2 separate regions of the Homo sapiens genome follow, and region 1 is linked to region 2. Evidence: read pairs that join two places in POLR2A ChIA-PET (ENCODE). Cell type or tissue: GM12878. All regions are shown on one strand. Links, peaks and the distances in the headings refer to the core of each region. The heading gives the core; the rest is flanking DNA. Region 1 has its middle 63 kb from the start of CDCA7. Region 2 overlaps MAP3K20 (mitogen-activated protein kinase kinase kinase 20).

Region 1 (17,792 bases), core at 7,649-11,648, 320 kb before region 2:
GAGCTTGTTACAAAGTAGCATGTAGCACTACCCAAATTACCTTCTGCTGCGGGTCACATTCCCTGGGAAACAGACCCTAAGATGATGACATTTGCATGTGGAAGGTTTCTACCGGGAGTGGTTAGGAGGATCTTCTCAGAAGCAGGCACCTGTGAGGGAGCTGGGGCAGGACAGACAGGCAGGGAGAGGAGGCGCTGAACTATGATGTAGATGCAGTCTCGGCCAATTATACAGGGAGCTCTGAACTGCCTGGGGCTGCCTTTTATCCTTCTTCCTTCCAGGACCAGCCATTGATGGGGGCTGCCTCCAGAGAGGAGTGTGGCCTTGGCCAAGGGTAATTCCCCTTCCAGGTCCTGAAGGGGCATCTGTGAGGTCACCTCAGAGTGGATTCACACACCATCCTTCCGTTATATGATGCTGGGTATAATAACAACAAAAACATTTTGCCTGTGATATCACCTGTATAATAATAATTTGCCTGTATAGTAACAACAAAAACCTTTTGCCTGTGTATTTTGCTTAGGGGAGAGGGGTCGGTAAGGGAATGTTTTGAGGTTAGGCCTGTAAAGGGAGAAGTGACAGCAAAGACACCACCCAAGTGAAATCACGTGCACTGGAATTCAGCTTAGGCAAGCAGAATGCCCCTTCCCGCTAAACTGGTTCAGTAGGTGCCAATCCCTTGAATCGGTTTCTAGATTCCCCCTCCCTCTCTTTGAAGAAAAGTGGAGAAGGATTAACTGGCTAGTGGGCATTCCTTGCCCCAGAGAAGATTTGGCTGTCTTCACACATAACATCAACTACAATGGCTTCTTTTCTCCAATGCATGTCATAAGAGTAATGATTTTCAGCCAGGCACAGTGGCTCATGCCTGTAATCCCAGCTCTCTGGGAGGCCAAGGCTGGTGGATCATGAGGTCAAGAGATCAAGACCATCCTGGCCAACAGGGTGAAACCCCGTCTCTAATAAAAATACAAAAATTAGCTGGACGTGGTGGCATGTGCCTGTAATCCCAGCTACTCAGGAGGCTGAGGCAGGAGAATCGTTTGAACCAGGGAGTCAGAGGTTGCAGGGAGCCGAGATCGCGCCACTGCACTCCAGCCTGGCGACAGAGCGAGACTCCGTCTCAAAAAATAAAAAAAGAGTAATACTTTTCATTCTGATTTTCCCCTCTCTGTGCCAATCTAAGATGGAATTTTTCAGACCTAATGTGCTCAAAGAACAGGGACTCATGTCTAAGGAGAAAGCTGCTATATATCATGGTACATTTGGAAGAGCAGCACATTGGAGCCAGGCCCCACCGCTCATCTTCACAAATTCTATAACCTCAAGCAAGTCTCTTAAGTCAATGGAGCCTCGGTTGCCTGACCTGCCCAGTGAGCTTTAACACACTACCTGCCTCCAAGCAAGAGCAGCTCAAGTTCTGCCATTTTTATTGATCATTTCTTCAAGCAATAAATTAACTGCATCCTGCCAGAAATGACTTCCCAGTGGTGAGGATGCATGGATCTCGCTTTCTTTCTCACCCACAAAGTATTTGGCAGTCACCATCAGACCAGAAGTTTCTTTGCTTTCCTTGCAGGCTTTCGAAAGAAGGAAATAATTTCACCCCCAACAAAATGAGACCCTGTAGACAGGTCACTTAGAGACAACTATATACTGGCTGGCTGCCCTGACATTCTCTGGCACAAAATGCATAGTAAGCCTGTTATATATTTGCATCCTTGTAGCTTTTCTGGTGTGTGCATGCCTGGAGCACAATCTATGGCCTCAGTCAGTATATGGGATGTGTATGAGAGAGAGACATCTCAGCTTTTGGTTGGCTCTCTCATCCTTGCCCGGAGTGTGACTCTATGAATCTCTTTGTTTTTTTAGATAGAGTCTCACTCTGTTGCCCATGGTGGAGTGCAGTGGCGCAGTCTCGGCTCACTGCAACCTCTGCTTCCCAGGTTCAAGTGATTCTCCTGCCTCAGCCTCCTGAGTAGCTGGCACTACAGGTATGTGCCATCATGCTCTGCTGGTTTTTGTATTTTTCGTAGAGACAGGATTTCACCATGTTGGCCGGAATGGTCTTGAAAACTCCTGATGTCAGGTGATCTGCCTGCCTCAGCCCCCCAAAGTGCTGGGATTACAGGCATGAGCCACTGCGCCTGGCGACTCTATGACTCTCTTACCCACAGCTTCGTATCATCTTTGTACCTTTCCGGTTTAAGTTGTCAAAATCAAAGATAATGGGTACACAAGAAGAAAATGAAAAATGTGAATATGTAAAACATTAAAGGCAACATCAACAATATATTAATTTGATGATTTCTTGTGATTTAACCATGTGAACATATTGGTATAAACAGATCGTGAGCCAAAATTTATTGTGGCTCTATTTTTTCTTCTGATAGTAAAGACTATTGATGTATAATAACCAGATTTACAATATTAAAATTTTAAAAAGACATTTGGATGATTTAGAGGGTTCTCTTAGAAGTATATTTACAAAACAAAACAAAAGAAAAAAAACTAAGCCAGAGTAAACCTATCAAAATGAACTATCTGGGAAAAGAAAGAAAAAAACTGAAATTAATTGAACTTATATTTTTTCTGACTTTACGCTTGATACTTTATATTTTATCTTATTTAATCCTTATGTAATCCAGTTTACACAGGTATTATTATCCCCATAAGAAAGATGAAGCCTATATTAGAGACTAAATAATTTGTTCATAATCCCCCTATTAAAAAAAGAAGAACTGACCAGGCGCAGTGGTTCACGACTGTAATCCCAGCACTTTGGGAGGCCAAGGCAGGCAGATCATGAGAACAGGAGATAGAGACCACCCTGGCCAACATGAAGAAACCCTGTCTCTACTAAAAATACAAAAATTAGCTGAGCATGGTGGTGCGTGCCTGTAATCCCAGCTACTTGGGAGGCTGAGGCAGGAGAATCACTTGAACCAGTGAGTCGGAGGTTGCAGTGAGCCAAGATCGGACCACTGCACTCCAGGCTGGCGACAGACTGAGACTGTCTCAATAATACATAAATAAAAAATAAAATAAAATAAAATAAAAACAGAGGAACTGGAATTCAATGTCTTTAAGTTCAATATCCATCTCTTATTAGATTTTGAACAAATGGCCATATGATTATTGTAGTAAAAACAAAGATTATAATATTAACCTCAAAGAATTTGTGACCACAGGTAACCAAACAAATCAACTCAAGTAACACTCTAAGACAGTGTTTCCCAGAGTAGCTGATAGAACATCAGTCTTTGTGAATGCTCCATGTTTTAAAAAAAATGTTTCTATGGACAAATATGATTTGGGAAATGCTGCTTTTTATAGCCCCCTCTTGAAGATTCATGATGTTCACCACCTAATTAAAGGCTTGGAGAAAGAGCTCTCTTGCATCCAGTGGCACTAGCATTCCCAGGAGCAATACTTTAGGACACCCTGCTCTAAGGCACTGTCTGGTCAAGTCCAGCTGCAGAAATAAAACAGACAGCTCTGCTGGGGTTTAGAAGAGGGTTTGACAGCACTGTGAGCTCATGGGATGGGGAGAAGTTTTCTGTTGGAACTGAAAGTTTTTCTAGGCCTGAGGGCCTAGAGAGGAAGAGGATACGTGAGGCGAAAGGTCTGCTCGTGGCACAGAAGGGTAGCAGCATGGCTGGAGCCAAGGATGATTTGTGGGAGACAGTTGGAGGAAATGAGGTGAGGTGATTGGAGTTGGAGCCTGGATGGCTTGCCATGCAGATCAGAGAAGATGGAATACACCCTGTAATAGCTACCAACAATACTGGACAAGGACATGAGGCTCCACAGCTTTCATCTCCTGTGCTATCTCACATTATCACAACAATGGGCCAACCAGAGAGGAGGGAATTGAGGGATTCGAGCTTTGTAACTGGGCTCCCTCCTTCCTGTCTCCCTTGTGTGATAGCTCACACCCATAATCCCAGCACTTTAGGAGGCCAAGGTGGGTGGATCACCTGAGGTCAGGAGTTCAAGACCAGCCTGGCCAACATGATGAAACCCCATCTCTACTAAAAATACAAAAATTAGCCAGGTGTGGTGGTGCACTCCTGTAGTCCCAGCTACTCAGGAGGCTGAGGCATGAGAAACGCTTGAATGCTGGAGGTGGATGTTGCAGTGAGCTGAGATAGAGCCACTGCACTCCACCCTAGGCAACAGAGCAAGACTCCATCTCCAAAAAAAAAAAAAAAGCATTTTGTAGGGAGATTAATGTGGTTGTCATGCCAAGGATGGAACCAAATGTGGAGACAGAAAGCAGGAAAAGTGGTGAGAACCCTCTGACAGTTACACAGATAGGAAGTGATGAGAGCCCAGAAGCGGCTCTGGGGAAGGAAAGGAAAGAGCAGGTGCATGTGAGAGTTGCAAATAATGATCCACACAATTCAGCAAATGCCCAGAAATGGTGAAACAATCAATGATAATTCACATGCTTTGAAACTGGGAATTCAGACAATGACGTTCCCATGAATGTGAAGAAGTGCTGATAGTATTATTGATCATTAACAGTTGCTGAGGTCTTACTATTGTCAGCTCCGTTCTAACTGCTTACATTAATCACTTATTTAACAGTCCCAAACTCATACATGAGAACTTTTATTACTTCCATTTTCTAGATGAAGAAACCAAGGCACAAAGGAGTGGGTTACTTTCCCAGGGTCACAAATCTAACAAATACCAAAAGTGAGAAGGGATGGATTCAGTTCAGAGAGAAGGAAAAAAGAGACGATGAGTTTGATCTTCGACTCTTTGGCTTAATGCAATGACAGGTGATCCAAATGGCTACGTAGTGGAGAGAGAGACCTCACAAAACAGGTAGAAACTGAGGACTAGGCAGACAATGGTCTGGTTTGCTAGGGACTGTGGGTTTGAGTCCTGAGAGCCCTGCACTGGGAAATCCCGCAGTCCCAGGAAAATTGGGACAGTCGGTCATCCTAGGCAAGTGAGAACGTAGACTGTAAATCTTTTGCACAGAAACTAGAGCATCAGCCAGGGAGCACGTTGGTTCTTCCAAGATGGGTAGCAAGGAGGGTGGAAACTGTCCCTTGGGAAACTCCCACAACCAGGAAGCCGGCTGAGGAAAGCAGCACTCATGGCTGCAGAAAGAGTCTCCAGACCATGCAGTGCCTAAATCCAGGATAGAAAAGAGTCTCAGGAAGAACTGGTGTCAGCAAGATGTCAAATGCTGCAGAGGTCAGAGAAGAAAACCACAAAAAAAGAAGCCATTTACCATTGGCCACTGCAAGAACATTCTAGGACTTCAAGAGTAAAAGATTGGTAAATAACACATTATCTAATGATCTCATTTAATTAGTATTTCATTATCTATTCACTATAGTGCTGTGGACATCGGCATTTTACAGACGAGGAAACTGGGATTCAGAGAGCTGAATGAGCAGGAGGCTCTCCTCCACTGTCTGTTGTGGCAGAGCTGGGAACCACGAGGACGAGGAGAGTGGACGCAGGCAGGGGAATGCCTGCTAAGGATATGAAGTCAAGGGAAGGAAGCCAGGGAAGAGAAAAAGAGGGAAAAGGCCAAGGGGAAGAGGCATTAGTTGAGACAGAAAGGGCTTCCAAGAGGTGCAGGAAGGCTGTGAGGTAGGAGGAAATAGGTTGGTTTGCCCTAATGAGACAAATGGGCAGCTCTTCGTCTCAGACTGGACAAAAATGAAGGCTAATCAGAGGGAAAGAACACCCCTGAGGGAGGACAAGGTAAAGGTGGGAACTTATTCTGGTTGGCCTCAATCTAATTGTCAAAGGAGGAGGTGATATGGTTTGGCTGTGTTCCCACCCAAATCTTATCTTGAATTGTAGCTCCCATAATTTCCAAATGTTGTGGGAGGGACCTGGTGGGAGACACATGAATCATGGGGGCAGTTTCCCCCATACTGTTCTCATGGTAGTGAATAAGTCTCATGAGATCTGACGGTTTTATAAGGGGAAACCTCTTTCACTTGGCTCTCATTCTTTCTTGCTGCCGCCATGTAAGACGTGCCTTTCACCTTCCGCCATGATTGGGAGGCCTCCCTAGCCACGTGGAACTGCGAGTCCGTCAAACCTTTTTTTCTTTATAAATTACCCAGTCTCAAGTACGTCTTTATCAGCAGTGTGAAAATGGACTAATACAAGAGGTGAAATAGTCCCCTGGGATGTCAGCGACTAGGGCAGCAGGTGGCTCCAGAAGTCAGGAATACCTTCTGTGAGACACAGCAAGAGTAACACAGACATTGCCCCTCTGAAGATGAACAGCAGGAACTCCCCTCACTAGCAATGCTCCTCAGGCCAGCTTGGGTGGAATGAATGATGGAACCTGCTTTTCCAAACTTCCAGAAAAGGAAAAGAAGTCTAGGGATATATGAATCACCCCAAGAGGTGACCCTAGGCTCCTAAAGCACCCTGAGCCTGCCCGTACCGCTCACTTACACTCTGAATTGGTATCCCTGGCTAGCCTGATAACTAATCTGTGTCCCCACTACATGATAAACTCCTGGAGGAAGGGACCTTGTCTTAGTTGACCTGGTAGCCATAATGTGTTGTGCTGTGTCTGCAGCATGGTAATTACACAATAAATGTCTGATATAGAGAAAAGGTTAAGATGGTGAGGTGAGCTGACCATGAAGTCAAGATTGGATAAAGAATCTGAGATGACCAGGAGGAGATTCATGAGCTGGATGAAAGGAGAGGGTTCATGGTGCTCAGGAAGTTAAAACTGTACTGGAACCAGCTCACATCAGCTCACAAGAGTCAATTTTGCACATTTCTTCCTAACTCTATGTCAGTGAAATCACACTGGTAGCTTAAAATCAGCAATGGTGGGAGTATTTACATCATGGGAATCGACAAATGCTACGTATCAGAGCTTCTTTTTTCTGAAGAGGTGGTTGATAAGTTATCAACACACCATTGAATAACACCCAGATTTCATACAGGTAGGACAGCAGAAGTGATGATTCAGACGTTGTGTACAATGAAAGAGACTGTTGCATAAGACAATAGCTCCAGGTTTCCTCTGCAGAGGCCATACCTCCCAAAAAAGGCACCCAGAGCCAAAGCACATGCCTCCTTCATTTTTAAGAGCAAGGAGTTCCTGTTTTACTGTCAGAAGCATTCTGGTTTTACTGTCTTTTCCGCTTCTGTTTATTATTATGACAACTGGAATATATACAGATGAGGAATAAAAGCAGGCAGTATAAAGATGAATTGGTTTAGGATCACCTTTAATTCTCTGAGAAATTGGTTTTGGCCTTAACTTTTGCAAGGGAAGAAAAACGAGAGAATAATGTTCTGCTCTAAATAATGTGCATATCCACAGATCAGAGGAAAAAGAGACGACTGCTTATCTCCTGTTGTCCCAGTAGAGCATGAGATAAAGTATTAATACTTTAAGAGAAACATCTGATCCCTGTCTGTGTTTAAGTGCTGTAACCTGTTGGCAGGAACAGTTGAAGACTATCTACACTTCTTTCCCCAAAATGGACAATACTCCAAGGTTTTTGCCCCACAGCCCACCTCACTCTATATAACTCTATCTCAGTCATGCACACTAGCATGGACTCAGAACTCAAAAGAAATTAAAGCAGATCTAGAAAAAGTCAACATGTGGAAAATGCAGAGTTTAATGAAAATTCGCAACCCTTCCCAGGGACCACCTTCTGTCTAATAAATGAAGCCTATTCCTTTAGTGAGTGTAAGCTTTACATTGCCGAGGCCAACGGCATTTTGTGGGAAGTTATAGGAGTTTTATGCTTATAGATTTTTTGTGTTGGGATATCCAACAACAACAACAAAAAAATGTTTGTGTTGGGATTTTTTGGTGTTGTGTTATACTCTGTGTTGGGACAGCAGCACACTGAGGAATGCAGGTCCAGGGGTTCAACCATGTGTTTGCATCAGGCCTGGCTGTTGTGATTTTCCACTAAAGTTGTTCTGTACACATATTTCATATGCAGATAATTTTGGGTGAAAAAATAAAAGCTCCAGTCAACAAAAGAATGTTTATGCTCAAGAGTGTAAAAGAGAAATTATTAATCAAGAAGTATACAATATCAAAACAAGGCAACTTGGTGCATTAATCAAAGAAAAAGTTTGAGTATGACAAATAGTTCAACTTCTAATATTTCTTAAAATCTACACAGCAATTTCAATTTAAAACGAACATTCTGATGCCATGTATGGTGGCTCATGCCTATAATCTCAGCACTTGGGGAGGCCAAGGCAAGAGGATTGCTTGAGCACGGGGGTTCAAGACCAACCAGGTCAACATAGTGAGACTATCTCTAGAAAAAATAAAAAATTAGCCAGGCATGGTGGTGCCCACCTGCAGTCCCAGCTAGTTGGAAGGCTGAGGTGGGAGGATGGCTTAAATCCAGGAGGTCAACCATGCAGTTAGCTGTGATCATACCACTGTACTCCAGTCTGGATGACACAGCAAGACCCTGTTTCAATAAAACATAAAATAAACAAAATAAAATAGACATTCTGAAATTTTTCCTTCCACTAATTTAATTCATTTTTAAACACACAGTAAAAATTTCCCAGGAAAATATGAAATGGGATAAAATAATTATATCAGATTTAAATTTAGCACTTTAAAGAAAACCATTGTCTAGCATTAATCCATGACATTTGAAGTTTAAAATCTAACATTTCTTTACTGAACTTCTGTAATTTGATGCCTCAGCAATTTGTAGTATGCATAGAATGTATTATAATGCCAGAATAGTACAACCAAGTTTGAACTTAAAGTATCTAATTTAGTCATTCATATTCTCTACCAAGGTGTTTAAATGTTCAATGAGCCCTTAGAGAAAATAATGAATAAGTTTAACAGCAACTTATATTCCAAGATATTAAGGGTACTTCAGGTAAATAATATTAAATTTTCTGTCAGACAGGTGAAGACTGTAGTTAAGGGATGTGCCAAGGCTCTCCAATAAAGTTTGGGTAAAAACATGTACATGCAATGACGATTAGTAGTCCCAACTTTTATATACCTATTCAAAACAGTAAACTTTTCTTAAATGGTGGTTTGAAGATGAAATTCAAAATGTCACTAACTTTATTTTTTAATTCCACTTTTCACAATGTAGTCTAAAAAAATTATAAAAATAGAAAAAGCTTCGTGCTTAAAGATGTTGACCTCAGCGTTATTTATCATTGGAATGTTATACTAAAATGTCCAACAATAGCAGAATGAGAATGTAAAGTGTATCAGCTCCACACAATGCTATGTGGTCCTTTCTGCATTTCAGAGTCTTGTCACTGGAAGACACCACAGCCCAGTGTGAAGATCACAGTATCTGGATCATATCTTCCGGAATTTTTTTTTTTTTTTTTTTTTTTTGAGTTGGAGTTTCACTCTTTTCACCCAGGCTGGAGTGCAATTGCACGATCTCAGCTCACTGCAACCTCTGACTCCCAGGGTCAAGCGATTCTCCTGCCTCAGCCTCCCGAGTAGTTGGGATTACAGGCATGCGCCAACACGCCCGGCTAATTTTTGTATTTTTAGTAGAGACGGGGTTTCACCATGTTGCCCAGGCTGGTCTCGAACTCCTGACCTCAGGTGATCCACCCGCTTCGGCTTCCCAAAGTGCTGGGATTACAGGTGTGAGCCACCCGCCCTGCCAAGAATTTTTTTTTCTTCTTCTTTTTAAGATGGAGTCTAGTTCTGTCGCCAGGCTGGAGTGCGGTGGCGCAATGTCAGCTCACTGCAACCTCCGCCTCCCGGGGTCAAGCGATTCTCCTGCCTCAGCCTCCTGAGTAGCCGGGACTACAGGCGCCCGCCGCCACGCCCGGCTAATTTTTTGTATTTTAGTAGAGACGGGGTTTCACCGTGTTGCCCAGGCTGGTCTTGAACTCCTGAGCTCGGGCAGTCCACCCGCCTCGGCCTCCCAAAGTGGTAGGATTACAGGCGTGAGCCCCCGCACCCGGCCCAGAATATTTTTAAAAGCTGAAGACGGGATTTTCTTTTTTGAGACAGCAAAAGGTGACTTTTTGATGTCTACAACTGATCTCCTATGATTCATCCCCATCTTGTTAGTTTTGGAAGTATGATCAAATAAGTCTACATAGTTAAGAGAATGCCTGGAAATTTTGCCAAAATGTCACTATATTATAAAGTTGTCTGTATGGCTGACTAGAGAAAAGAGAATATGGCAAGAAATAGTAAATTCCCTGTTCTTGAATTGTTTATGCTCTCGTTAGGCTTGCACACTAGAAAAATTTTTGAAAACATAATTTAAGGGTACTTTAAAATACAGTATAAATGAAGTGCATAAACACTGACAGGCTGGAGCACAAAGGATAATCGAAGTCAGGTGGCCCTAATCACGGCCGGCGCACTGGCGCTGGCGACGGGTCCGGCCCCGTGTGCACGGGCCGCAGGGTTTCTGTAAAGTTTTAAGGGGGCGAACAAAATACAGTTGCTGATCCAGTCGGTGACATATTTGCTCACTTCATAATCTGCTTCCTACATAAGCTGTTGCTGAATGGAAAACAAATGCAAGCACATCAAGTCTGGGAACAGATGGTGCTTCTGTAAGATGAAGAAAACAGGAGGGCCGGGGGACAGCAAGTTTTAAAAAGCTCGCTTTCTTCCCCTTCCCCCTCGGCTGCCTGGCTTCCTCCGCAGCCCCCTCCTGTTAGCCCCATCTTTCTCTTCAGCTCCTCCCACCTTTGTTAGGATGAAAGATGCTGTAGGTTAGAGAGATAGAAGACGATCCTTAATCTCAAATCCCCTTTGTGCGTTTTAGTAGAGCTCTTGTCTCCCAAAGTAAAATAAAGAGGCCAAGGCCCCTGTAAAATGGCAGCGAGGCCGCGCACAAAGAGTGCGGGGCATATGGTGACCTTCCTTTCTCCGAGATGGGTTGAGCCTCAGTTGTCATGCTGGGAGGTTGTTCTTAAATATCATTTGGATGCTATTGTTTGTCTGAGGCCCGGAAAAAAATGTGACTGTCTTGCTGAGCTGGAGGGAAGAAGAATCTAAAAAGGATTTATGGAAATGTCTGGAAATTTTGCCAAAATGTCAGTGTGCTAATTGTCTGCTGAATTACATCCGAGGCAGCTCCATCTCTATGCATGGGTTTGGACGTGTACACGTACTCTCTTATTATTCTTTGGTCCTTCTTGCCTTGTTTTGAATCAGGATTCTATGGCACCACAGTAAAACTGGTGTGGTGTGCGTTACAGGGAAAGTGGCAAGCTCTGATGACAATAACCACGTAAATCAGATTTTCCCGGGCAGTTCCCATTTCAAACATTCTGCTTCTGTAGGTCTATTAGTGCACTCCTACTCATCAGACCATATGTCACCAGGTTTTCAATTCTGAAAATAAATCACTTGTTTATGATGAAATACGTGCATAGTGGGCATGAATAAATGTTGGGAAAGAAAGAAAAAAAGGAAGGAAGGAGGGAAGAGAAAGAGACAAGGAGGGAAGAAGGGAGGAAGGAAGAAAGGAAAAAGAAAGAAAGACATGAATGAATGAATGAATGAATGTTCGTACTCTGCAGATGATGTAAGAAAGCTTAGGCTTTTGTTATAACTTTGCCATTTGCCATTAGTCATGTGGCAGCTGGCCAAAAAAAGTAACCTCTGGGTCTTTGGTTTCTTCATCTAGAAAGTGTTGAGACAAATCTAATTTCTTTCTGAGATCCATCCAGATCCAGCAAATCTATATTCTAATGAAAGAGGGCTTTATCTGAGACTTAAGATTTTTTTCTTGGTTCCTGGTCTGATGGCTTAGTTGTGACTAATCAAATTTACCAGTCCTCTAAGCAAATATGGACAATGACATGTAAGTTTCTTTATCCCATGGTAGGGGGGGAAGCCCATGACTAGAAGTTACTGAAAGCACAATCTTCAGGGGGTATTAGGGAAGGGACTACATGCAGAAAGGCAGTTGCTTAGGTTTACTGCATTTCTCTTTTTTTTTTTTTTTTTTTTTTTTGAGATGGAGTCTCTTTCTGTCACCCAGACTGGAGTGCAGTGGTGTGATCTGAGCTCACTGCAACCTCTACCTCCTGTGTTCAAGCAATTCTTCTGCCTCAGCCTCCCCAGTAGCTGGGATTACAGGTGTGTGCCACCACACCTGGCTAATTTTTGTATTTTTAGTAGAGACAGGGTTTCACCATATTGGCCAGGCTGGTCTCAAACTCCTAACCTGGTGCTCCACCCACCTCGGCCTCCCGAAGTGCTGGGATTACAGGTGTGACCCATCTCGCCCAGCCTACTCCATTTCTTTAAGGCAAATAAGAGTATACGCCTTAGGGTTGAGGGGATACCAAGGTGCAAAGGCAAAAATTAAAGACAACTTAGTAATGGCGTGATCCCCAGGGGGCGGAGCCTGCAGTGAGCCGAGATTGCGCCACTGCACTCCAGCCTGGGCGACAGCGAGACTCCGTCTCAAAAAAAAAAAAAAAAAAAAAAAAAAAAAAAAGACAACTTAGTTAAGAATTGGAAAAAGTGATTTGAGAATAATATACTAAGTGAATCAAAAGATAAAAAGTGAAATATGAGCAATTTGGGGCTTGCACAGGGCTGTTTTCTAATAAAGACAAGACATCTGAACTCGTAGCCAAAGAAAGAATGCCTTATAGTTAACTGCATGCACTCAAAATGTGGTCCAAGTTGCAAGAGAAGACATGAGGAGTACTTTTGCAAATAATTTTTATTCTAATATTTAATTTTGCTGGAAAGTCTTGTAATCTAACACAATAGTTAAGTAAAAGCTGGTCGAAATAATGAAATGCATTTCTTCCGAGCCCATGGGTTCTGAGGAGCCCTCATGGCGGAGACAGGGGTGAGAAATCCCAGACAAAAGCTCCAGGTCAACGCGCCCCAGCCGCGTCAGAGCCAGCAGCTCCTGCCCTCAGCATAAAATTGGTCCCCAGAGCAGGCTGTAGGAGAGTTCCCTGAGGTAGAAGGAGGAAAAGAAAAGGAGACTGGGGGAATGAGCTCTGTGTATGAGCATGTTCAGGGGATGGGAGCAAGAGAGGGGTTTACATCTCCTGGGAAGGCCCAGGGTACTAGGATACTGCAGCAAAACACCAACAATGGGCAAGTCATGTGTGCTATTAACTACGTTAACAACATAATTAACTTTTTAGTTGCATTTTCGTTAACTTATTCTATTTTTAGTCAATGCTTTTTATTGATCAGTTGGCAACCAAGTTTTTATAAGTGATTGTTTTTAAAAGAATTGATCATAAAGGAAAGAAAAAGAATGAGAAAAAAAAAGGAAGGAAGGACAGCTATGTGCTGCAACGCTTCGGTACCCTTATGTTAAAAAAAAAAAAAAAAAAGGTCTTTTTATTTCCTAAGTCCAGGCTCAGAGGATGATCTCTTACTAAAATTCTAGCCTGTGGTCCTGGCCAAGAGAGTAAACTGCTAGTCACCAGGACATAATTCTGCACCTGTCTTTAGTATCTGTTGAAGTTCCTAGAGCAGCATCCAGGGATAAAAACAAATGACCAAGTTTTTGTATGGCACCGAAGCAAGGACACCAAATAGTCACTCTGATACCCTCCGTTCTCCAATCCCTGCCCCTCACGAGGCCCCTCCTTGCAAAGAACAGCTCAACGAAAGGAAATAGAATGCTTTTTAAAAATACAGGCTACCCACGTTAGACTTTGCACAGTTTTACTAGCTCTGCCACTGACCTACAGATCTAACAACAGCAATAACATCTGTCACCTATTGAGCACTTCCAGGTAGTGTTCTAAGCATTTACATACAGTTACACATTTAATCCTCACAGCAACTCTATTAGGAAGCTGCTAAATATTAGTCCCCACTTTGCAGATGAAATTGAGGAAAATGAGGTTAAGTGAGGTGCCCAGGCCACGTGACCAGGATCAGCCCACAGGCCTCTGCTTCCAGCATCTGCCTTCTCAATCTGTACACTGTGTGATGTTGAAAGCTTTTGCTGGAATTAAGCCTCCTTATTTTAGTTTATCTTCTTCCTGTTAAACCACATACAATACTTCTGCTTTTATTTATTCAATAAAATCTGGAATCAGAATCAGGTAAAAAACATATAGAGAGAAACAGTAGTTCAAAGAAATTCAAGTCTGAGAAAGCTTTGGAAACATTTTTTCATGTTAAAGGATTTTCGGCAAAAATGTAAGTGTTTTTAATCTCTTCTCCCATATGTTTAAAACAGAAGGCTTTTATTAGAGCAAGTCATTGCACTAAGATGCAAACAGTTTAAAAAAAAAAAAAGTGAAAATGACCCAGAGCCATTGCCTTGGAAAGAATAATAAGTAGGGGTCGGGCATGGTGGCTCATGCCTGTAACCCCAGCACTTTGGGAGGTGGAGGCAGACCGATCACAAGGTCAAGGGATCAAGACCATCCTGTCCAACACGGTGAAACCCAGTCTCTATTAAAAATACAAAAATTAGCTGGGTATGGTGGCGGGCATCTGTAGTGCCAGCTACTTGGGAGGCTGAGGCAGAAGAATCGTTTGAACTCAGGAGGCGGAGGTTGCAGTGAGCCAAGATTGCACCACTGCACACTCCAGCCTGGTGACAGAGCGAGACTCCGTCTCAAAAAAAAAAAAAAAAAAAAAAAAAAAAAAAAAAAAAAAGGATAATAAGTAGGACCACTAGGACCACTGATGTAAGCAGACTTAAGAATCTCAAACAAGTTTTTGGGTTTAGTTTGTATATTTTCTACATATACCTCTAATCAACAGGGATAGCCACTGTTAGCATTTTGAAGCGTTTCTTCCAAAAAGTGTTACTATTTCTAACCACAAGCACAACAATATTGCTTACATAATTTAACTCTTAGGCTATGAGTGTTTGTTTTTTGGGGGTTTGGTTTTGAGGATTTTTGTGCCTTATAAATAGCCCTCCATAGACTTGGGAGAAAGTGATGGCATTAATATGTAAAAAGAATAATATCTCAGGTTTAGATTTTACCATTTCTCATCCACAGAATGCACTTCTGCAGCACCAGAAGAACTTGTCAGGCAAATAGCTAGATTCGAGTTAGAAACAAACCAAAAATCCAATCAAATTAGTTTTGAGATCATGATTGAGGTCACGATAATGAACAAAAGAAATTAACCGTTGGCCAGGCATGGTGGCTCACGCCTGTAATCCCAGCACTTTAGCAGGCAGAGGCGGGCGGACAGCTTGAGCCCAGGAGTTCAAGACCAGTCTGGGCAACATAGTGAAACCCTGTCTTTACTAAAAATACAAAAAATTAGCCAGGAGTGGTGGTGTACTACCCAATTACTCAGGAGGCTGAGGTGAGAGGATCACTTAAGGAGTGAGACTCTCTAAAAAAAAAAAAAAGAAGAAGAAAAAAAGAAAAGAAAGAAAGAAATTAACTATTGGAAATGTCTAAGTTTTAAGATTTTAACCCAATCTTTGACCCTGTAGATATACAGCTTAATTTGATTATTTCCTTTCCTGAGTTTATTTAATGGGCTTGGTATGATAGAACCACTACCAGAATACTACCAGAATACAGCTCAATGAACTTGTTTAAAACATCTTAAGATGTTGAACTGCAGTGAGAAAAAAAGGGGACAGTACAATCCACTGTGGAATGGCAAATGCATGAAGACTTCATAGAAAGGATTGATAATGAGTCGTGTTCAACGACATCCACATTTTATTGTATGCCCCACAGTATAGATGGCAGGGTATTCATTAGTTATGACTTATGTGGTTCAAGTAAATGTAGTGACTTACAGTGGGTTTGTAACTTTGCAGGTGGTATGATATAATCATGGTTCTTAACCTGGCCGTCTGTTAGAATCCCTGGGTGAGTTTCTAAAAAAATACTAATGCCCTGTCCCCAGCCCAGAACAATGACTTCAGAGTCTCTGGCTGTGGAGCTGAGGCAATGATGTATTTTTAACTCCAGATGATACTATTGTGTAGTTTGAGATGCACCGGTACAAACAAACAGCTCAAGTTTCTGAGTCAGCCGGTGCTGGGTTCAGATAGTGGCCCTGCCCCTGATTAATTGTGCAAATTTGAGTGTTGTTTCCTCATCTGGAAATGGGAGATGGTAATACCTACTTCACAAGGTAATTGTAACTATTAAATGAAAAAAATATATGGAGAATGCTTGGGAAATAGTGGCCACTCGTTCATGCCAGGTCCTCCCCTTTATATCTTTCATGTTTTGTGTGCTCTAAAACAAATCTAGTTTTGCTAAATTATTTCAAGACAGTCGCTCAGATATTCAATGTCTTTTCATTCTGCCCCAAGAAATTGAGCTTTCAAAACTGTGGGATTGCTGGCTAGGCAGCTCACAGGTAGCATTGTGGAACAACAAGCAAAGTCTGAGCATCGCTTTGGGAGCAATGCGTCCATCTTCAATAATACTGTCACATGCCACGCCATGAAAGGAATAGAAAGGTCTGGCTGTTGTCTGTATCTGATCAGATTTAACGTTTAGATTCCACCCTCGATGCAGCCAAAGCATGCCTGCAAATGTTCCTCATTCGTGACTCACTAAATAATAAGGATGCTGATTTCCACTTGCAATAGTACCCTACAAAGTGGCATGTAATGGGAATCTGACACAGGAATTTTCTTTGAAATAAGATATATAATGTGATCTTAAGACCACAACAGATCTCATCTTAATGACGTTGAGAAACCCCATGAGCTTCATCAGGAGACGCAGAAGAAGTGAACATTTTGCAAGCTGCTATTGCTGGATTAATCTCAGAGGTGGTTGTTGCTGGCCTCGCAACAGCAGCCTGTGCTCTTTCCTGCTAGCCTGGCCCAGTAGTGTGGGGAGTTAAGGACGGAGCCCCTCTTTAGATGTGCTCTTCTGCCATCTTTAATTCCAGTCTTAAGCCACAAGACTTCCTGGCCCATTCAGCATTCTGGAAAGAAATTGTGTTGACTTCTATCTTCCCTCCAGGAAGAAAGAAAGAACTATTTTTACTTTTATTATCGTATTTCAATGGCCTAAGGTAAATGCAGTACTATTCTCTCTTTCTTCCTTCAAGTTCATTATTTTGCCATGAAATGATATATATGCTTTGGGGTTTAAGTTTGGAAAAAGTCAGTAAAAGCATACAATGTATCTCTCCTTGGGTCAAAGACAAGAAACTTTAGCACAAACAGCCATGGCAACTGCATCAAAAGAAATCCACTGGATTATACTTCAAATAAGTCCACATTTTTCGTTACATCTGTGGTGCATTGCAGGACTGAAATCTGTAGCTTTTCAACATAATATGTGTCTAGATCAAACAGTATTAAATAATCATTAAAATCTGCTTTGTCCTTCTTGAAGAGCTGTTCATAGCTTCACATTGTGCTATGTGTATTAATGGAACATTGGATATTATATAAAATGTGAATTGCAACTGTCTTGTGTGGTAGACAGTTTACTAAAGTATTATCCAGAACACATGCTATCTGATTTACTAACTTATTATCCATTAAAAAATCCCTGGGTAAATAAATGTGTAACTAAAAGAATTGTTACTCTGTATAATCAGATGAATAGATACAAACAGGGAAGATTGCTGTCATTATGTTGTATATTGTGCTAAACAGATGCACATGATTTTTTTCAAATAGTGCACATATCAAACTGCTTCCTTCCGTCTGGGCTTTGCTTTTATCAATAAGATTTTCATATTCCAAATCAATTGTTGTTCTGAGAAGGCTATTCCTCTCCCTACTTCTCCTTCTCCCACTCTCTTGCCCTCCCACTGCCCCAAATCTTTCAGTCAAGGGGCTTGGCCCAGAAGAGAAATGACTAGAAACACCAGGCCTATTCCGTGTAAC
Region 2 (13,368 bases), core at 7,990-11,989:
TAAAATTCACATGAAACCAAAAAAGAGCATGCATAGCTAAGCAAAAAGAATAAATCTGGAGGCATCACACTACCTGATTTCAAACTATACAATAAAGCCATAGTCACCAAAACAGCATGACACTGGTCCAAAAATAGGCACATAGACCAATGGAACAGAATAGAGGACCCAGAAATAAATCCAAATACTTACAGCCAACTGATCGTCAACAAAGCAAACAAAAACATAAAGTGGGGAAAGGACACCCTTTTCAACAAATGGTGCTGGGATAATTGGCTAGCCACATGTAGGAGAATGAAACTGGATCCTCATCTCTCACCTTATATAAAAATCAACTGAACATGGATTAAGGACTTAAACCTAAGACCTGAAACTATAAAAATTCTAGAAGGTAACATTGGAAAAACCCTTCTAGACATTGGCTTAGGCAAGGATTTCATGACCAAGAACCCAAAAGCAAATGCAATAAAAACAAAGATGAATAGTTGGGACTTAATTAAACTAAAGAGCTTTTGCACAGCAAAAGGAACAGTCAGCAGAGTAAACAGACAACCCCCAGAGTGGGAGAAAATCTTCACAATCTATACATCTCACAAAGGACTAATATCCAGAATCTACAACAAACTCACATCAATAAGAAAAAAACAATCCCATAAAAAGTGGGCTAAGGACATGAATAGACAATTCTCAAAAGAAGATATGCAAATGGCCAACAACCATATGAAAACATGCTCAACATCACTAATGATCAGGGAAATGCAAATCAAAACCACAGTGTGATATCACCTCACTCCTGCAAGAATGGCCATAATCAAAAAAATCAAAAAACAATAGATGCTGGCATGGATGTGGTGAACAGGGAACACTTCCACACTGCTGGTAGGAATGTAAACTAGTACAGCCGCTATGGAAGACAGTGTGGAGATTCCTTAAAGAACTAAAAGTAGAACTACCATTTGATCCAGCAATCCCACTACTGGGAATCTACCCAAAGGAAAAGAAGTCATTATTTGAAAAAGATACTTACACACGCATGTTTATAGCAGCATTGGGTCAAAAACAATTGCAAAATCATGGAACCAACCCAAATGCCCATCAATCAACGAGTGGATAAAGAAACTGTGGTCTATATATATGATGGAATACTACACAGCCATAAAAAGCAATGAATTAACAGCATTTGCAGTGATCTGGATGAGATTGGAGGAGATTATTATTCTAAGTGAAGTAACTCAGGAATGGAAAACCAAACATCATATATTCTCACTGATATGTGGGAGCTAAGCTATGAGGACGCAAATGCATAAGAATGATGCAATGGGCTTTGGGGATTTGGGGGAAAGAGTAGGGGCGGGGCAAGGGATAGAAGACTACAAATATGGTGCAGTGTATACTGCTCTGGTAATGAGGCACCCAAATCTCACAAATCACCACTAAAGAACTTGCTCATGTAACCAAATACCACCTGTACCCCAATAACTTATGGAAAAAAATTTTTTTTAATTAGCCAGGCATGGTGGCATGTGCCTATAGTCCCAGCTACTCAGGAAGCTAAGGTGGAAGGAACATCTGAGCCCAGGAGGTCAGGGCTGCAGTGAGCCATGATCACACCACTGCACTCCAGCCTGGGTGACAAAGCAAGATCCTGTCTCAAAAAAAAAAAAAAAAAAAAAAAAAAAAAATATATATATATATATATATATATATATATATATATATATATGTATAACATATATTATATATATTTTATTATTTATATATATCAAGTTGTATTAAAATAACTGTTTCTGTTTAAAGTTAAAAAGATAATTTTACTTATTTCCTACTTATTACTAACTTGACTTAATAATATCTTAAAAGGAGGAGGATCATTAAACATTCCTTTGGGGGAGACAAATACATCACGTCCCATCCCCCAACTAGGTTGCCTAATCTACTAGGAAGGATGAGAAAGACATTTCTCATCTGCAACTGCATCAAATGGGAACCCAAACTGAAAGATGGTTTTCATTTTTTAAAAAATTACAAGCCTTAAAATATGTTTCTGGAAACGTATCATATTAGCATTTTATGATTGTAGACAATTCAGCTATGTGAATTGAAAGAATTCTACAAACGGGCTCAACAAGAAAAGTGAGAAATTTAGGAAGACTTTTTGTTTGTAGACACAAATAGCGGGCCCTTCTACCTGGCGCCAGTGCCCTTCCAGAGAGCAGAGAAGGTCACCATACACTCTCTTTTCTAAACTCTCCTCTGAATGAGAGTTAATGGGGAATCTATCTCCCTCTCTCTGCAGACCCTGCTAAGATAAACAGGTGTGAAATACTTCTTTCTTTATACACAGTTCTTAAAAAGGAAGATTTCTTCTTACTCAACTTGACAAATATCTGTGGGTAGACATTCCAGAGCCTTTATGGGTTTACTAAAACAAACAGAAAAAAAAAAACCACCATAATAAACGGAAAGACATATTTCAAATACCACCCAAGCATTGGTTTCATGTACTGGTGACAAGTACTGGTTTTCACCTACAGAGCATATACAGATTTCTCCCCTTTATAATCACCAGATGTGGAGAGAGCTATAAACAAAGGCAAAACCCTAAAGCATTATTGCTTAGTAACCAAAAGTTTTATTTGTATTCTTACAGAATACTAAAGGAAGGTGCCTAGTGCCCAGATAAATTCAAGTTACATTTAACTTAAAATGTCTGCAGTATTTCTTCAGCTACCAATTACAACCTGGAGAAACTCTGAAGTAGAATTAATGTTTACTTTATATCACGTATCTGCTGAGCTTCATGATAGCAAATAAATTCGGAGAAAGAAAAAAGAGAAGTAAGGAGATTAAAATTCTGGGCCATCAATGACATTCTAGGAGAGTTGAAGCAGAAAATATCAAAAGCATATGAGTGTACTTTCAAGGTACTTTGCATGATTGAAAACTCAACAGAGGGGTGAACTGCCAATCTGTACAAAACAGACCAATTATAAAGATTTTTTACTGTCTCTGTCCCACAAGTAAGATTCCATGCCTTTGGTTAGTTTTGTTGTTTTGTTCTGATTATAAAAATAGAATGTGCTCACTGTTGCTGATTTGCATTGCCATACACAACTCTTAATACATATGCACATGCACTTTTCCAATTTTTGCTTACAACAAATTCCTAAAAGTGAGGATGATAGGTCGAAGGCATTTCATTTTAAAACTTCTGTCAATCTTTCAAACTGTCTTCTGGAAGGCTTACCATTTTAGACTTCCACCAAGAAAGTGTTATGCCCATCATTCCATTCCCTCACCAGCTATAAGTGTTTCAGTCCTTCTCATTTCTACCAATCTTATACATGGAACAATACCTCCAAATTATTCTATGATGCAATCATAATGAGCTGATATAACAATGATTCCTAAGTGAGAGATCTCAATTTCCAGAGGACAAGGAAGGGGACAGGACATGTGTAATTAAAAAGAGATTTTTAAAAATCCCAGTTTATGCCGGGCGCGGTGGCTCACGCCTATAATCCCAGCACTTTGGGAGGCCGAGGCGGGCGGATCACCTGAGGTCAGGAGTTCGAGACCAGCCTGACCAACATGGAGAAACCCATCTCTACTAAAAATACAAAATTAGCCAGGCATGGTGACACATGCCTGTAATCCCGGCTGCTCCGGAGGCTGAGGCAGGAGAATCGCTTGAACCTGGGAGGCAGAAGTTGCGGTGAGATCACGCCATTGCACTGCAGCCTGGGCAACAACAGCAAAACTCCATCTCAAAAAAAAATAAAAAAAAAAATAAAAATCCCAGTTTATAACACAAAATATAGTAAGTAAATGACAAAATATTGTTGTCTGGTGAGAAAATTTTTTTAAAAAGGATGAGAAACCACCATAGAGAACAAAGATTTTTTAAGTTTGGGAAACATTATACTCTAGGATGATGTAAATAGCTAGTTATCTATAAGTCTTAAAAAAGCAAGTTATGCTGAAATAGTGCTAACAAGCCACAGGGGAGAGGAGAAATCTCGAATATGTTCCGACTGTCTGCTGCTGAAATCATAGCCCTAACCGCCACAGGTAACACGCACTGAGAGCTGAGTAGGAGCCAGGCACTGTACTTACCCAGATTACCTCATGTGGTCCTCACAATAGCCTTATGAAGTGGACTCTATTATTATCTGCATTTTATAAAAAAGGAAACTAAGGCTTGGTGCAGTCACTTTCCCATAAATCTAATAAGTAGTGGAGAAAGCATCTGAATCTACACCTGTCTGACGCTAAAGCCCAGGCTCTTAAACACGAAGCCATATTGCTTCCTAGGAATTAAATGCCTCCATTTGCAGCGCAAGGCAGAAGATGTTATTTAAAACATATATTTTATTTTAAAACATGTAAATAGGCGAGTCCTGAATACTCCAGGACTAGGCTCTGGGTGCCCTTATCCCTGTGCAGGTCAGCACAAGACAACCGGCTCCGGCTGCCCCCTCACCTCTCATGCCAATTCCTACAGGACCGCATGTATTCTAGCTGGATCCTCCTCCCATATCTTCTCAACTCCTGAAACCCTTGCACAAAGCCCCTCTATCCTGAACCTCTTCTCTAAACCTTCCCTTGCCTCCTCTGTCCAGAGCCTGGCCCTCCCCGGCAGCCCTCGCAATAGCTGCTGTTCTGTCTCTTGGCCCTTGCTCTGCAGAGCTTGGTGGGGAGCCCCTCATTACCACCTCCAGACAGTACTCTTTCCTACCACCTCCCAAAAGCTGAATCTTCTGTCATGAGATTGCATCATTCATGAGCCTTCATTGTTGCCATCATGTACCAATCCCTAGTTCACTCCCCTGTTTCTTAATGATTTTAGCCCCAGCTCACTGTCACTTTGTCCGATTACTATTCCTGTCTGGATGTGGGAATTTTCATGCACTTACAAGACCCTCAGACACCTGTTCTTTCAAGTCTTTGAACTCTTCCCCTGCAACAGTCTAGTCCTTCACCCTGCCGCAGTCACAAATTCCTTTGGTCATGACTTAGGAATTACCCATAACTGCACCTCTCTACAATCTAAAATCCAGGCCCCCTACTTGCTGACCACCAATTCCTGTATTTCCAGCTTCCTGCCTCCAGCACCTGAACTCCAGTAATCCCTTGACCTATCATTACCTGTTCCTATACCTTATGAGTGTCACACCCTTCCCTGAAGTCTTCCCTCCTTACTTAGCCTAAATTCCAGGCCAAATCACAGAATCCTTCCCCTGCAACCATCCTCAGCATCATGGTTCTACTTTTCCTTCAATGTACTCAGGAAAACCACAACCCTGAAGAAATCCAATTCTCTGTTTACTCCACCCTTGCAACTGTTGAGCTGAATATGGCTGAAGAAAACACATAACCTGATTGCTTCTCAGCAACCATACTACATTTCCCTAGTTCAGTGGTTCTCAATTTTTTCAATATAGACATTAATCATTCCAGCACCAATTCTAGAAAAGGTTACCCTTTTCCTCACTTAACTGCCTTGGCATCTTTGTCAAAAATCTACTGACCAAATATATGTGAGCCTAATTCTGGACTCTCTGTTCGGTTCCACTAGTCTATCTACACACAAATACCACACTATCTTGACTACTGTAGCTTTATGGTAAGCCATCAAATAAGTTTGTAGTACAAGTTCTCCATCATTACTGTTAGTTTTCATTTTTCATTACTCCAGGTCCTCTTCACTGCCATATGCTTTACAATCTACTTATCAATTTCTACAAAAAATTTAAAAAACTGGGTGTGTTATGATTTGGGATTATATTAAATCTTCAAATCAATTTTGGGGGAACTGACATCTGAATAAAAATATTCTGACCCATAAATGTAGGATATATTTCTTTTTTAAATGTATTCACTAATTTCTCACAGCAATGTCTTACAGTTTTCAGTGTAAAGATCTTACACAGACTTTTGTTAAATTTATCCTTCAGCATTTCATTTTTCTATAAATAGAACTTTGTTTTAAAAATTATAGTACATAACATAAAACTTACCAATTAAACCATTTTAAGTGCATAATTCAGGGGCGTTAATTACACTCACACTGTTGTGCAACTCTCATCATTATTCATTACCAGAATTTTTCCATCATCCCAAACAAAAATTCTATACCTATCAAACAATAATTCCCCACTCTCTCTCTCCCAGCCCCTGGTAATCTCTATTCTACTTTTTGTCTCTGAATATTGCCTATTCTAGGTACCTCATATAAGTGGAATTGTACAATATTGGTCCTTTTGTGTTAGGCCTATTTTTACTTAGCATACGTTTTCAAGATTCATCAATATTGTAGCATGGATCAGAATTGTATTCCTTCTTAAGGTTGAATAATAAATATTGTTTATCTGTTCATCTGTTGATGGACATTTAGGTTGCTTCCAAGTATTTCATATTTTTATTGCATTGTAAATGGTATTTAGGTGGCAGATTCTAATTGTTCATTGTTTGTATCAAAAAAGAACTCGACCTGCTCACAAACCTGCTCCTCTCTTGATTTCCCTTGCGCCCACGCACATCTTTCCATCTCCTCAGTGCAAAACCTCTGAGACGTCCTTGATTATTTTCACAGCCCATGGCCAATCAGTGAGCAAATCTGGTTAACTCTACCCCAAATTCAACCACTTCTCACTGCCTCCACTGCAACCTTCCTAGCCCCAGACACAAGCATCTCTCACTGAGATTACTGTAATAGAGCCATAACTGGTCCCCTGTCTCTGTCCCATGTAATCTCTTTTCAACAGTCTCCAGAGTGGTCATGTGAAAATGTAAGTCAAACCATTTCACGTCACTATTCAAAAGCATTCAACTGCTCACCATTTCCTTCCAATTTAGGTCGGAGGCTCTTATAATTGCCTACAAGGTCCAAGACCACTTGGCCTCATTGCCTCTCTGGCCCAACCTCTTGTTTCTCCTCCCTCACACACTCCACTCCAGCTACGATGGCCCCCTTGCTATTTCTCCAATACAACAGGCATGCTCCCACCTGCCATGGGCCTGTATCTGGAATGTTTTATCCCCCATGCTTGGTTCCCTCCCTTAATTCCTTCAAGTTTTTACTCAGTGTCACCTTCTTAGTGAGGCCTACCCTGACCAACTCATTGAAATTTGAACCCTAGCTCCTCTGGCACTCCTGATCTCCCTTACTCTGCCCTATTTTCCCCTTATATTAATTAAAATAAACTTTTTATTCTGGAATAATTCTAGGTTCACAGAAAGGTTGCAAAGATGGTACAGATAGTTCTTCTTGCCCTGTTTTCCCCCCATGTTAACATGCTGCATCACCAGGGTATATTTGTCAAAGCTAAGAAGCCAACATTGATACATGACTATGAACTAAACTCCAGGCTTTATTGACATTTCACTATTTTTTCCACCAACATCTTTTTTTTTCTGTTCTAGAATCCAATTCAGGATACCACACTGTGTATATTCATCACATTTCCTTATCTCTTGTGGTCTGTGACAGTTTCTCAGTCTTTCCTTGTTTCCCAAAACCTCAAAGTCTTGAGGAGCACTGGGGCCAGGTATTTTGTAGACTGTCCATCAGCTTTGGTTTGCCTGATATTTTCCTCATGACTAGACTGGGGTTATGGTTTTAGGGGAAGAAAACCTCAGGGGTAAAATGCTTTGCTCACCAAATCATATGTGGGATACACGTTATCAACCTGACTAATTACTAGTGTTGTTAGCCCTCATCACTTGGTTAAGGAGGCATCTGTCAGGTTAGCCCACTGTAAAGTTACTAACTATTCCTTTTCTATACTTGAATCTTTGGAAATGAATCACTAAATTCAGCCCCTAGCCCTGGCAGGTATAGGTCTTATATTTTCTAATGTGTTGACATACCATTTATTTTCTTATTCCCCACATTTGAAGGTAAACTCTAAAAAACATGAATCCTTGTATCTTTTATTTACCAGTGTAGTTCCAGTATCTAGAATAGTACCTAGCATGTAATAAATACTCAATATTTGTTGGATGGCTGAATTACAGAAAAGAAAGTTACCTCAGAATCTGTTCAGGTCACAGTTTCCTAGTGTCAAGTATGCACCTCCCCACCTAGAAAAATATGTGCTCAGGAAACAAATCAGGTATGTTTTGTACTTCAAGGTATTATTCACATGTAGAGTTACCTCTTTCAGTGGTATCTGCAGTTCTATTATGGGAAACAACCTTAAAGAATAAAGTTACAAGATAAAACTGGAAGTGTTAGCAGTAGGCTTGAATAGAGAATCTATGCGAAGTGCTTAGAATAGTAGCTGTAAATAACAGAAACTAAAGAAATGTTAATTTTTTTCTATTTCCTCACCTTACATTTAGGTGAGAGAGATTTCAGAGATACAGAGGGCCTTCCTGGAACTTCAAAACATGCTTACTTTATCTGCTAATAATCTTAAATCCTTTTTGAAACAAGGCCAGAGTATAAACTTTTTAACACTTCATACTCCCAAGTCCATTTAATATTAATTAATTTGATCTCTTCCTAAAATCTGCTCTTGGTCTGGTCAACACTTGAGGTCAGTATATCCAGAATCAGGATTTCCCACAGAGCCTCACTGATCTGAGAGAGGTGTCCTGGCCTTACTACAATCCCTAGGCTTCTTTGCACATAAGGTTTTTCCCATAGAAGAATGCAAGCCACACTTAGAGGCCTAGGCTTTACTGTGTAGTTAAGAAGACATCCTGAGGTTTTAGGGAGAAAAAGTCCCTCGCTTTCACAACTTTAAAGATTTGTTCAGCAGCGGATGCTCACTAAACTTTGTATTATATTTTAAAATAGCCACCAAGTGATTAAAATAAAAATGAGTATATATTTCTTTTTTTCTTTTCTTTTTTTTCTTTTTGAGATGGAGTTTTGCTCTTGCGGCCCAGGCTAGATTGCAATGGTGCGATCTCGGCTCACTGCAACCTCTAATTCCTGGGTTCAAGCGATTCTCCTCCCTCAGCCTCCCGAGTATCTGGGATTACAGGCACCAGCTAATTTTTGTATTTTTAGTAGAGACAGGGTTTTGGCCAGGCTGGTCTCGAACTCCTGACCTCAGGTGATCTGCCCACCTATGAGTATATGTTTCTTAAGGTAGATTCTATGTTCCAATAATGGAAGCAATTCAGTTTCCGACTAATGGAAGCACTGCTTGGCATGTTTTTAAAATGTCGTGAGATCAGCTGATTTTGTACATTACTTGCTGAATACAATCTCTGGAAAGCAGAGCTGCCATACAGTCTCCTCCCTCTTTAACAAACATTTTCATACTTACCAGTGCTGCTTCTCTAATGCACCTAATTCTGCCAAGCATTATTTTCTTGAAGAACAGTATCAGGGATAAGAGTCATATTTTCAAGTCATTAAAATTCTGGCAGTCTCATTTCATTTAGGACACCTTAATTTTTCTCAGGTCATGAATCAGTGAACATCTGATATTAGCAGGGCTAAGAAAAAGCATCTTGGATTCCTTTTTGGGAAATATGTTCAAAAACAAACCAGATAAGAACCACGGCCAGGAAAACATCCTTTCTAGCTGCTATAGAACAGAACCCTTCATTCAAAGACAAAGTAATTTATTAAGAACTCAAAAAATCAGCCAAACATGGAGAAGAAAAGGCTATAAAGTAGGGTAGGAATGGCAAGCTGTATTCTTTTCTGAAGATTCATTAACAGTGAAACCTTTCTGTAAATCTTACAAAGAAGAGAAAGTTGAGATGTGATCATTATGTTTATTATTCTTTTCATTTATATCCTATCCATTATTGACTGCTTATTGTGGACCAGGTACTGTGTAGAGTCCAGAAAGTACAAAGATCAATAAGGTACAGATGCCATCCTCTAGAAGCTGATACATGGAAGAAGGTAAGATTTGTTGTATATGGCCCCGGAGGCAGGGACCAGGAACAATGGCTGGAAGTTACATTATAAAGGACTTTCTAAGAAGCTGTTCCAAACTAGAGCAGACTGCATCTCATATGTCATCAATGGCAGTGTTCAAACAGAAACTGGATGTCCTAACCGGGAGTATGAGTCAAGCATCAGTGAAAAAAAATTGATAACATGGCCTCTATTCTTGGGTAATTTCATGTCAGTGACTTCCCATCTTCACTACAGAACAGAGAAGAAAATTCTAGGTACTTTTTAAATATTCAAGTGAGATAATTCTATTTTTGAAGACTAAGAGCCAGTCATATCAATTTTGAAACTATCTGAAATACTTACGGGCTGCTTTTTCTCTCCTCCAATTTTTCAATTTCTCAATTCTCTATATTAGGCTTTGAGTTTCTCAGGAATTGAATTCATGCTGTATACTATTTTTCTTCTAATAGCAAGAGCCTAGCTTTGTATAACATCAGCTACTCAGGCTGTAACATTTTTACTGAAATACGTTAATTGGTTTTACTTCAGCATAATATTTCCAGCATGGCTGTAGAACAAATATTAACTAACTGAAATGTTTATTGCTCAATATGCTGAGATCAATAATACTTTAATGAAAAGGTGAAATAACAGTTGCAATGTTTCTCATAAGGCAAACTGAAATTAACCTCCATGTACAGGTAAATATATTATCTAACAAAGCTTTGAAAGGATTTTTAAAAATTTTAAAGACTAAGTAGCAAACATAAGAAGGATTAGGGGCTTTGGCTTGCAAATAAAACATTTTTATGGTCACACTAATCATCTAAAAAAAATCAGTGGTGTTTGTCTTAATGTAACTACATTTCACATAACATGGTAGGAACATTATTTATAATTCAGGTAATTTTCCAAATTCCTCTAGGTCCTAGGAGAAGCCTTTCTGGTGGCTCTTCCTCAGTGACCTCTCTCCTAAGGTTTGAGTTATCTTCAGACATATCAGTAATACATGTTACTCATTTTAATACATTTATTTGCTCAACATGTGTCCAATTTCCTCTAACACCTTTATAGCAGTTCACCTTGGAGTGTCTTAGATTACAAGCTCCCAGTAACAGAAATGTCTGGTAGAAAAGAGCAGAGTGATGGATGGCTATTCAACATATACTTCCGGATGATGACTATGTTCATTATCAAATAAAATGATCCATTATTTTAAATTGCTTACTCTCCAATTCAAAATGATGATTTATATACGTAGCACAATGTTAAAGCACTGCACAGTGACACGTTTAAAATTCCTTAAGCAGAAATGGCATGCCAGTCTAAAAGGCACAAAAGCAAGGGCATTTATAAAAACCAGACATCAGGAACCCTACAGAAAGGGCAATACCTAAGAGTTTGTTACTATGTAGGTGAATGCAAGTGTGTTACTGTACTTACAGTGACATGGTAAAGACACGAGTTCTACCCTCTTCACAGCTCAAAGCAGAGTAAATGAAGAAAATGTAGGTATGTCAATACAAGATACATTTCCTAGATGAACAAAAATGAGAGGTATGTCCACTGCGACACAATACCAGGTATCAAGGAACAAATACTTCAATGTTCACTGGGAGCAAAGCACAATGGCAGGTGTTGTGAGGCTGGCAAGGAAGACCCAAGTGAACGATGCTGTTTATATTAGGCAGGCTGCTTAACTTCCCTGAGCCTTAGTTTCCATCAAATGCAGATTATAATCTTATAAAGTGACTGTGAAGAAGAAGAGGGCAATGGTGTAAAGCCCTTCACCAAATTCAGGCTCACAGTGGTAGCAGTACTTGGTAGAGTGATGATGTCTAGTGACAGCATCAGCTACAAAGACAGTCCTGCTCTCAGAAAGTTCACAACAGGACATCAAATGCACCACACATGTGCTTGCCCACTGTATTCACCCTGAGCCTTGCCAGGCTGCCTTTGCTGCTAACTGTATATGTGGCATCTGATCCCTTCTCAGCATGAGGCCTAGATATCAGCTAATTAACATTTTCACAAAAGATGACATCTAGCTGCTGTTCTGACTGTGGGGTACAGTTGTGAAGATGCGAGTGATCGTTAACAGTTATCCAAGTCTTCCTATGAGTCAAGCACTCTTCTACATACATTTCACATATATGATCTCATTCAATCCTCTCAACAACTCTTATGATGTGGGTACTATCATTAGCCCTGCTTTTCAGATGAGAAGACATAGCATGTTCACATGAAAACTTAGGTGGCAATTTCTCACTGGAATGCAGAGTCACAGGCAGTTTTAACCATCGGTCAAATTAGTACTATGGGTATTATGTGGTATAAATTCAGAAGAGAAAGAGAAAATACGCTTGTATGACTGAGAATGCTTCACAGAGAAGGAAATAATTACAGCTGAAGAATGGGTAGGATCTGCCCAGACAGGGAAGACAAAGGTATTACAAGTGAAGGAAAGAATGTGAACAAGGTTACAAAAATTAAAAAAGTAATGCAGAAGAACAGTTGGACAGGAGTGGAGAGATCCTGTCAGAAAATAAAAAAAGACAAAATAAAACAGCTGAGTGAGAGGGCTTGCACCTGTTAATCTCAGCCACTTGGGAGACTGAGCTGGGAGGATGGCTTGAGCCCAGGAGTTCGAGGCTAGAGTGAGCTCGCTATATTCCAGCCTGGGGGACAGAGGGAGACCCTGTCTCAAAAAAAAAAAACAAAACAAAACACAAAACACAAAACAAACAAACAAAAACAACAGAAGGAAGGAAGGAAGGAAGAAAAAAAAAAGGCCGGAAAGTCAGATTAGCACCACTATGAGAAGGGGCTGGAATTTGAAAGTATTGGCCTGAGGTTTCATGTACATTTGCCATTCCTAAGTCAGCCTTCAGTTTATTATGTGCATAGGTGGTCATCTACAATGGGTGAAGTTAAGAGCCTAAAGGCCTCTAAGAGCAAAAACCTCTCCGCCACTTTTTGACAAGGTACCCAAAATTCCAAACTGAAGTTATACTGTCTGTATTTAGCATATGATTGGCTAGGTACAATAAAAGTAGTGGTTCTCAAACTCTAGGGGACATCAGAAACAACTAGAAAGCTGGTTAAAACACAGATTGCTGGGCGCTACCTCCCAGTTTCTGACTCATTTGGTGTGGGGTGAGGCCCAAGAATTTGTATTTCTAACAAATTCTCAGGTGATGCTTAATGCTGCTGGTCCAGGGACCACACTTTGAGAGAACCACTGACCTAAAAGGATAAAATCCAGAATGAACAAATTCTAACTGGGGAGAGAAAAATTTTATATGAGATTATTTAATAACTCACAAAGGGACTCCTGAGTGAAGGGGAAGAGACTAGGCATGTGGAGATGCTATAACCAATATTCTTCAGCCATAAAAGAGTACATTTGAAAGTACGGGTTGAGTATCTTTTCCAAAATGGCTGGGACCAGAAGTATTTGGATTTTATCAGATTTTGGAATATTTGCATATATACAA

The links. ChIA-PET counts read pairs that join two places held together with the same protein. Peaks named below come from ENCODE experiments on the same cell type or tissue, not always from the same donor. Only the 100,000 strongest peaks of a DNase experiment are listed, where the experiment ranks them.
Region 1: POLR2A ChIA-PET joins it to region 2 with 5 read pairs; 2 of 35 experiments call an interaction of 5 or more read pairs at or near these places.

The regions. Positions count from the first base shown.
Region 1 is chr2:173,408,909-173,426,700 of GRCh38, reverse strand. No RefSeq gene overlaps it. Among named protein-coding and RNA genes, the nearest start is that of CDCA7, 63 kb to the right of the region's middle. RefSeq lists an enhancer at 10,392-10,900. In GM12878, for the core only: no CTCF peak of the experiment used is centred there; no DNase peak of the experiment used is centred there.
Region 2 is chr2:173,098,556-173,111,923 of GRCh38, reverse strand. The region is part of intron 2 of MAP3K20 (mitogen-activated protein kinase kinase kinase 20); the gene reads right to left. Among named protein-coding and RNA genes, the nearest start is that of MAP3K20, 29 kb to the right of the region's middle. In GM12878, for the core only: no CTCF peak of the experiment used is centred there; a DNase peak (open chromatin) is centred at 10,053; H3K4me3 peaks cover 416 bases.